Linked DNA regions of Homo sapiens: region 2 is linked to region 1. Evidence: chromatin contacts called from ENCODE Hi-C or POLR2A ChIA-PET data. All regions are on one chromosome and are shown on one strand. The core of a region is the stretch at or near the end of the contact, and the rest is flanking DNA. Distances in the headings are between cores, read along the strand shown.

Region 1 (4,417 bases), core at 720-3,219:
GATCACACCACTGCACTCCATCCTGGGTGACAGAGAGAAAGAGACACTGTCTCCAAAAAAAAAAAAAAAAAAAAAGTATATACTTCCTATTTTGTCCATTGAAAGAGCCTAGAAGCAATAACCCTCCTGCAGAAGGAGTATACCTGCACCCTGGCTTCCATGTCTAAACACCATAGTCAAAAGACAAAAGCAGGATCCCACGGAGAAATGGTTGATTCCAGGGCTGGGTCAAGGGAAGCACAAGGTGATCCTGGAACATCTTTTGTTTCAGAACATCAGAACATGCTCAAAAGCTGATCGGGACCTGCCAAAAGACACAGGAGCCAACCAAGATCAATGACACAAAAGAATATATAACATTGAATTTTTTGAAAATTGCTGAGTCTATACCCAACCTTTAAAGGAGGAAAAAAAGAAAAAGAAAAGATGCCAATGAATGCATGTGGAAGGAATGATAGAAACAGAAAATCACCCTCTCAGAACCACCATAGAAATAATAGATTCAGGCAAGGATCATCAAAGAGTGCCAAAATCATTCAGTGGGAAATTGGGGCGTAAAAGAATATTTATACAATCTAAAAGTATAACTCCATGCAATACATATTAATTACAAAGAAGAACTATATCTTTCCAATGCATCTAGCAGTTAGCATTTCTACTAAGTGATCCAACTTAATACGAGCAATAATGGGACAATCAGGCAGCAGATGCCTCCTGGTCTGACACACTGAGAAGGACAGAACACCACTTCTTTAGTGTTCCTGCCAAACTGCAAAACCTGAATCTAATCATGAGGAAACATCACATAAACCCAAGTTAAAGAACATTCAACAAAATACTGGCCTGGACTCCAAAAATGTTAATGTCAATTAAAGACCAAGGAAAAGCTGGGGAACTGCTCTTGATTAAAGGAAACATAAAAGACATAAATAATTATATTTAATATTAAATGCAATCTGTAATCTAGATTGGCTTTTGGATGGTTTACAAAAAAAAAGCTATAAGACATTGCAATGGGTTGAATGTGTCCCCTCCAAAATGTAGGTGTTGCCAATATGACAGTATTAAGAGGTGGGGCCTTTAAAAGGGGATTAGGCCATGAGAGCTCCTCCCTCATGAATGGGATTAAGGCCCTTACAAAAGAGGCTTCATGCAGTATGCATTCCTTGCCATTCCACCTTCTGCCACGTGAGGACACAGCATTCCTTTTCTTGGAGGCTACAGCCTTCACCAGATAACCAAACCTGCTAATGCAAAGGATCTTGGACTTTCTAGCCTCCAAAACTATGAAAAAATAAATTTCTGTTCTTTATAAATTACCCAGTCTAAGGTACTCTGTAATAGCAGCACAAAACAGGCTAACACAGATATTATTGAAGTAATTCGAAAACTGAATAAGAATTCATATTAGATAATAATATTAAATGTAATATTAGATAATAAAATTGTATCGACTTCAAGTTTCCCAAGTGTTATAATTCTGTTGTAGTTAGATTACAAAATTCTCTTGTTTTAAGTGATACGTACTGAAAGTATTTAGGAATAAAATGTTATATTGTCTACAACTATCTCTCAAATGGTTCAACATCATTTCATCCATAAGTACTTAGTATGTATCTCAAAAAGATAAGTATCCCTTTTAAAAATAACAATACATCATGCTATTTTTAAAGCTTCCCAGGTGATTCTCTTGTTCATCTATGAATCAATACTACAGAGATGATAAGCAGAACTAATCTCAGGGGTTAAATGTGAATGTGGTGGTGGCAGTTGAGAACATTGTGTTAAGAACAATTCTGACACATGATTAGGCTCAGCCTAAGATAATGCCATGATTGATTGGCTAGGTCTGCCGTAGTGCCCAGTATGTCCCTGTATATTATCTGAGTCATGTCATAAGCATAAAACACAGAAGACAAGAGAGAGTAAGCTATAGGCCAGAAGTTAGAAAGGAGATCCTAGTATCACTGGTAGAGTCTGATCTGGTGATAGACTGCTGACCTCTCTTCCTCTTCAAATCAGTCAGACCTGTTTTCCTGGTTAAACAGTTTATAAGGAAACAAAAGGCAAGCATGGGAGGGGATAATATGTGTATGTGCACTAAGCCTTGAAGCAGATCTCTTTGATCATCACAGAGTCCACTGAGGTGGTAGGAAACAACTGCAGAGAGGAGCTCTTTAGAGAAATAACCACAATAATAATAATGATAATGATGATAATATGCTCAAAAGAGAAGTGAATCTAATGAAAAACTACTTCATTAGAATGAAATTCTAATAGAGGCATTTATCAACCTAAATAGCAAAGAAAGACTCTCTAAAAATAAATGATATGTATTTGGGAATAAGGCATTGCAGTGGGAAAGCACATGCCATAGTAAACTATGTGTGTATTCAGGGCAGTAAAGGAAGACAAAGGCTTTTAAGAGAAAAATTAAGAAAATTTCATAGTTGGCCGGGCACAGTGGCTCATGCCTGTAATCCCAGAACTTTCAGAGGCCAAGGTAGGCGGATCACCTGAGGTCAGGAGTTTGAGACCAGCCTGGCCAACATGGCAAAACGCTGTCTCTACTAAAAACACAAAAATTAGCCAGGTGTGGTGGAGGGTGCCTGTAATCCCAGCTACTCAGGAGGCTGAGGCAGGAGAATCGCTTGAACCCGGGAGGTGGAGGTTGCAGTGAGCCAAGATCACGCCACTGCACTCCAGTCTGGGTGACAGAGCAAGACTCCGTCCCAAAAAAAAAAAAAATTTCATAGTGGTTTTTGAGATAATTATCCTTGGCTACAAGGATCAGTAACAGTAACAAGAGTGACAGCAGGTGAGCTTGAACAGTGAGTTGCTGGGCAAATGTCCACATAAAAGTATTTTTTGCAAAAGGCTGTGATGGTCTTTGTGCAAGGTTGGGAGTTTTGCAGAGTCTTTTGTGATAGTATGTGTTATCAGGCATTTCATGAGAACTTTTCTCTGCATGGCCTACCCCAGATCCATTTCTCAGGGAGGATTTTAACACAATGGACTCCATTTTGATTCTGAGAACTTTCACACTTCCCTCCTTTTCATCAAGATCTTTCTCCAAAAGCATCACTGATCAATCAACCTATAGTTGGATTTTGATGTCCCTCAGTACCAGGATGGATTTGTCCCAGGTTGCTCATCTACACCCACATTTGGAAGGAATGATTGGTGACTACGAGTCATACTGAAACTCTTCTGGCCACATTTGAGCAACAAAGGGAGTTTGAAGCGAAGCTCTCAGGCTAGCCTACCTGGAGTCCATTATTAAGTTTAATTTTGTCTGTTTCGTAGGGGTTTGCTATCATCCCCAAGTTCTAGGCCAGCATTATTCTGTTCAGAGTTGTACCTCTGCAAGAATTTAACAAATAACAAATACAAAGTTTAAAATAAGAAAATACAACACAAAATTAATAGTAATATGACAATTCTAATTTGCATAATGGTTTTGAGACATGAACCTGGGCTAAGGCTAAAGACAACCAATTGAATAAATCAAATGACCATTATCCTGTAAAGTGAAAATGGTTGGCATTAACAGGGGTAAGAGTCTCATTATGATATGGATTCCTGTCCTAACATCTTGGGAAAAGCTGTCTAGAGCATGAAAACATCTCATCCTGGTTTGCAGATTAAATCTGTCTGTGGCATCAGGTGGTTTTGTAAATTGTTGTGTGACTCATTATCAGGCACAACTTCCTTAAAATTTATCTAGTTTCAGCTTATAGGGCTTCAGGAATGGAGCATTTTCAATTTTTAGCAATTCCATGAAAGAAAGTTGGATTGGAAGGCTCTAGAATTCAGGATTTAGTCTAGTCTGTAGGTAGATCACAGGAACTCAAAAACAATGCACAGAGTTACAATGTAATAACAGGTGTATTATAGCTTTTCTTTAGAAACATAACTTTTTCTATACATATTAATCACATAGGAAGCTCAGATTTTAAAATTTCTTTAGGCTAGGAAGCCAAACCAAGGCAGATTTAGATTTTACCTATAGTCTTAAGGTTCCTGGGCCTGCCAGAGAGTAACAACTTTTTGTCTATTCATTTAAGTCTGGGAACACTTGAAGCCAGTCATTCTATGCACACTGTCAAATATGATATTTTGGTCAAAGCCTTGGTAATATAACTAATGTTTCTGATTGTATTCTGCTATTTAAAAAGAAAGACCTCTGACATGGTCAACATGGCGAAACTCCATCTCTACGAAAAATTTTAAAAGTAGCTTGATGTAGTGGCACATGCCTGTAGTCCCAGCTTCTCTAGGGCTGAGGTGGGATGATCACTTAAGCCCAGGATGTGGAGGCAGCACTGAGCTGAGATTGTCTCCAGCCTAAGAGACAGAGTGAGAACCTGTCTCAAAAAAAAAAAAAAAAAAAAAAAGAGAGAGGTAAGATTTTTAC
Region 2 (4,587 bases), core at 400-2,899, 62 kb after region 1:
CTCTAGTGTTGACTGCGTCCCCCCAGAATTAGATAACCTCTGTGGTCCCTTCTAGCCTAAAATTTCTGTCTCTGCATCAGCTTCATTCTGTTCAAAAAAGAGAATGGATGGATCTGTTGCAGCACAGAGTGGAGAGTGGCCAATATGACTGGGGCCCAAGACAGAGGGAGGCCAAAAGAAAGAGGGAAGGGGAGCAGAATCAGGAAGGTTCGCCAGGGAAGGTGGGCTTTGAAGAGTACGGAGAAGTTCTGCAGCCAGGCAAGAAAAGAAGGGCTTCTGGCTAGCAGGAAAATCACGTGAGCAGTGAGATGAAGGACCCAGCACACTGGGAACTGCAAGCAGTCTGGCAGGAGGTGAAGCTGAGGGGCTGGGTCAGGTGGCAAGGGCTTTACTCTGCTGAGACTCAAATGTGAACATGACAAGCCATGACTAAAGGGCCTTACATGGAAGAGCAATGTGGGAGATGGCATTTTTAGACAGTCCTTTTGGCTACGATGTGAGAATACACAGAAGGATGAAGGGCCTCTTCTGTAAAGCAAACAGGTGGAGCCTTGTCCAGGCAGAAGTGTAACATATTAATTATTAAGAACAGGGACTCTGGAGTTTTTCTAAGGTGATAAAGACCTTCTTCCCTTTCACCTCTTGGAAGTCACCCCAAAACAAGGCGATGAGAAAAACACACACAAGCACCATCATCTCAGAAACTAAGAGACATTGCAACCATGAACTACATAGTATAGGAAGCTAAAAGATAACAGTGACTGACATAGTAGGCTGAGAAGGGTGAAACTTAAGAGGCAAGTCCCAACAGGAAGGAAGCCAGTTGCCTTCCTGAAGGCTGAGAAATTGCAGGCTTTGAATACAGCTGAAGGTGGGATGAAGTGTCAGACTTAAAACAGGGGAGTTATTTGAAAATCTGTGTAAGAAGTAAAATACGGAGGACAGGATCATGGCGAGCGGGAGGCAGGACTAGATTGTGGCTCCAGACAGAGCAGCATGAGAGGCTCACATTGTGAATTTTAGCTCCAGCTTGACTGCAAGAACTAACCAGCAACCCCAAGAGGACCCACAGACCCTCTGAAAGAAGTGGATTGCTCCTAGAGGACCCGGGAGACACCCCAAATACTGTGATCGCCCCAACTGCAGAAGTGGGAAAGGGAGACCCTCATCTCCCGAACACATACTGGAGAAGCTGAAGGTCTGTTTGTAGAACTTCCCGACTTTACCTGGAGCCTCGTCAAGTTAGAGAGCCAAACCGAGCAAAATACAAAGGTAGAGGAAGCTGCAGAAAGGCCCTGGGAGCTCACTGGCTCCCCTAGCAGCCCATTCCCGCCTGGCACCACAGGGATCCATCAGGAGGGTGGCCAGAGGAGCAGGGGGCAAAACTCCACAGGGAGAAGGAATTCTCTAGCTAAACTTTGGGATAATTTGAACGGGGCAAGAAGACTCCTGGCCAGAACTCCAGGGAGGGTGTGAATCTGGCTTGCAGACTCCACAGGCGGAGAAGAACTAAAGCCCTTTCTTTAACAGCTGGGAGGCAGAAAGCCTTGGGCAAGTTTTCAAGCCTGACTCGCCCTCCACCTGGAAACAGACTCGGGGCCGTTGAGGGGGCACGGTGGGAGTGAGACCAGCCCTTCAGGTTGCCTGGAAGCTGGGTGAGGCCTGTGACTGCCAACTTTCCCCCACTTCCCTGACAACCTGCATGACTCAGCAGAGACAGCCATAATCCTCTTAGGTACACAACTCCAGTGACCTGGGAATCTCGCCCCCATCCCCCACAGCAGCCACAGCAAGACCTGACCAAGGAGAGTCTGAGCTCAGACAGGCCTAGCCCTGGCCCCACCTGATGGTCCTTCCCTATCCACCTTGGTATCAGAGGACAAAGAACATATAATCTTAGGAATTCTAGGGCCCTGCCCACTGCTGGTGCCTGTCCACACTATTACAGCTGATGCTTTCTGGAAAGTACCACCTCCTGGCAGGAGGCCAACAGCACAAAACAGGGAATTAAACCACCAAAGTTAAGGATCCCATGGAGTCATTGCATCCTCTGCCACTTCCACTGGAACAGGTGCTGGTATCCATGGCTGAGAGACCCATAAATCATTCACATCACAGGACTCTGTTCAGACAACCCCCAGTACCAGCCCAGAGCCAGGTAGACTTGCTGGGTGGCTAGACCCAGAAGAGAGACAACAATCACTGCAGTTCGGCTCACAGGAGCCACATCCATAGGAAAAGGGGGAGAGTATTACATCAAAGGAACACCCCATGGGACAAAATTCTGAACAACACCCTTCAGCCCTAGACCTTCCATCTGACAGAGCCTACCCAAATGAGAAGGAATCAGAAAACCAACCCTGCTAATATGAAAAGCCAAGGCTCATCAACATCCCCAAAAGATCACACTAGTTCACCAGCAACGAATCCAAACCAAGAAGAAATCCCTGATTTGCCTGAAAAATAATTCAGGAGGTTAGTTATTAAGCTAATCAGGGAGGAACCAGAGAAATATGAAGCCCAATGCAAGGAAATCCAAAAAAACGTTACAAGAGTGAAAGGAGAAATATTCAAGCAAATAGATAGCTTAAAGAAAAAAACAGGGCCAGGCATGGTGGCTGAAGCCTGTAATCCCAGCACTTTGGGAGGCTGAGGCAGGCAGATCACAAGGTCGGGAGATTGAGACCATCCTGGCTAACACAGTGAAACCCCTTCTCTACTAAAAATACAAAAAAATTAGCTGGAGTGGTGGCAGGCACCTGTAGTCCCAGCTACTCGGGAGGCTGAGGCAGGAGAATGGCATGAACCTGGGAGGCAGAGCTTGCAGTGAGCCAAGATCGCGCCACTGCACTCCAGCCTGGGAGACAGAGTGAGACTCTGTCTCAAAAAAAAAAAAAAAAAAAAGTAAATGAAAAAAACAAGCAAAAATTCAGGAAACTTTGGACACACTTTTAGAAATGCTAAATGCTCTGGAAAGTCTCAGCAATAGAATTGAACAAGTAGAAGAAAGAAATTCAGAGCTCGAAGTCAAGGTCTTTGAATTAACCCAATAAATAAAGACAAAGAAAAAATAATAAGGAAATATGAACAAAGCCTCCAAGAAGTCTAGGATTAAAAGACCAAACCTAAGAATACTTGATGTTCCTGAGGAAGAAGACAATTCTAAACACTTGAAAAACATATTTGGGTGAATAATTGAGGAAAACTTCCAAGCCTTGCTAGACCTAGACATGCAAATACATGAAGCACAAAGAACACCTGGGAAATTCATCACATAAAGATCTTTGCCTAGGCACATTGTCATCAGGTTATCCAAAGTTAAGACCAAGGAAAGAATCTTAAGAGCTGTGAGACAGAAACACCTGGTGACCTACAAAGGAAAACCTATTAGATTAACAGATTTCTCAGCAGAAACCCTACAAGCTAGAAGGGATTGGGGCCCTATCTTCAACCACCTCAAACAAAACAAGTGTAAGCCAAGAATTTTGTATCCAGCAAAACTAAGCATCATATATGAAGAAAAGATACAGTCGTTTTCAGACAAACAAATGCTGAGAGAATTCGCCATTACCACGTTACCACTACAAGACCTGCTAAAAGAAGCTCTAAATCTTGAAACAAATCCTGCAAACACATCATAACACAACCTCTTTACAGTATAAATCACACAAGACCTATAAAACAAGAATACAAGTGAAAAAGCAAACAACAAAAAAACAAAAGTTCACAGGCAACAAAGAGCATGATGAAAGCAACAGTACCTCACATTTCAATACTAACATTGAATGTAAATGGCCTAAATGCTCCACTTAAAAGATACAGAACTGCAGAATGGATAAGAACTCACCAACCAACTGCTGCCTTCAGGAGACTCACCTAGCACATAAGGACTCACATAAACTTAAAGTAAACAGGTAGAAAAAGGCATTTCATGTGAAAGGACATGAAAAGTGAGCAGAGGTAGCTATTCCTATATCAGACAAAACAAACTTTAAAGCAACAGTGGTTAAAAGAGACAAACAGAGACAGTATAGAATTGTAAAAGGCCTTGTCCAGCAGGAAAATATCACAATCCTAAATATATATGCACCTAACACTGGAGCTCCCAAATTTATAAAGCAATTGCTACTAGACCTAAGAAATAAGATAGACAGCAACACAATAACAGTGGGGGACTTCAATACTCCACTGACAGCACTAGACAGGTCATCAAGACAGAAAGTCAACAAAGAAACAATGGATTTAAACTATACTTTGGAACAAATGGACTTAACAGATATATACAGAACATTTCATCCAACAGCAGCAGAATACACATTCTATTCAACAGCGCATAACTTTCTAACTTTCACCAAGATAGACCACATGGTGGCCCATAAAATGAACTTCAATAAATTTAAGAAAATTGAAATTATATCCAGCACTGTCTCAGACCACAGTGGAATAAAACTGGAAATTAACTCCAAAGGAACCTTCAAAACCATGCAAATACAGGGAAATTAAATAACCTGCTCCTGAATGAGCATTGGGTCAAAAACAAAATCAAGACAGAAATGAAAAAATTCTTCAAACTGAACGACAATAATG

The links. Hi-C counts contacts between places; a loop is a spot of excess contacts on that map. ChIA-PET counts read pairs that join two places held with the same protein, here RNA polymerase II (POLR2A).
Region 2: a map with no recorded cell type shows a loop between it and region 1 (1.8-fold over the local background). The contact joins two enhancer-like sites. A Hi-C loop is called at or near these places in 1 of 37 single-sample maps with no recorded cell type. POLR2A ChIA-PET finds 5 or more read pairs at or near these places in 2 of 52 experiments (Panc1 and WTC11).

What each region holds. Positions count from the first base shown.
Region 1 is chr15:50,147,367-50,151,783 of GRCh38, forward strand. It overlaps a transcript of ATP8B4 not described here. Among named protein-coding and RNA genes, the nearest start is that of ATP8B4, 30 kb to the left of the region's middle. Within about 2 kb of position 1,970, at least 2 of the 41 ENCODE cell types and tissues checked have a DNase peak (open chromatin) inside an H3K27ac peak, as active enhancers do.
Region 2 is chr15:50,209,187-50,213,773 of GRCh38, forward strand. All of the region lies in intron 4 of SLC27A2 (solute carrier family 27 member 2), which reads left to right. Among named protein-coding and RNA genes, the nearest start is that of SLC27A2, 29 kb to the left of the region's middle. RefSeq lists an enhancer at 1,571-2,150. Within about 2 kb of position 1,650, at least 3 of the 41 ENCODE cell types and tissues checked have a DNase peak (open chromatin) inside an H3K27ac peak, as active enhancers do.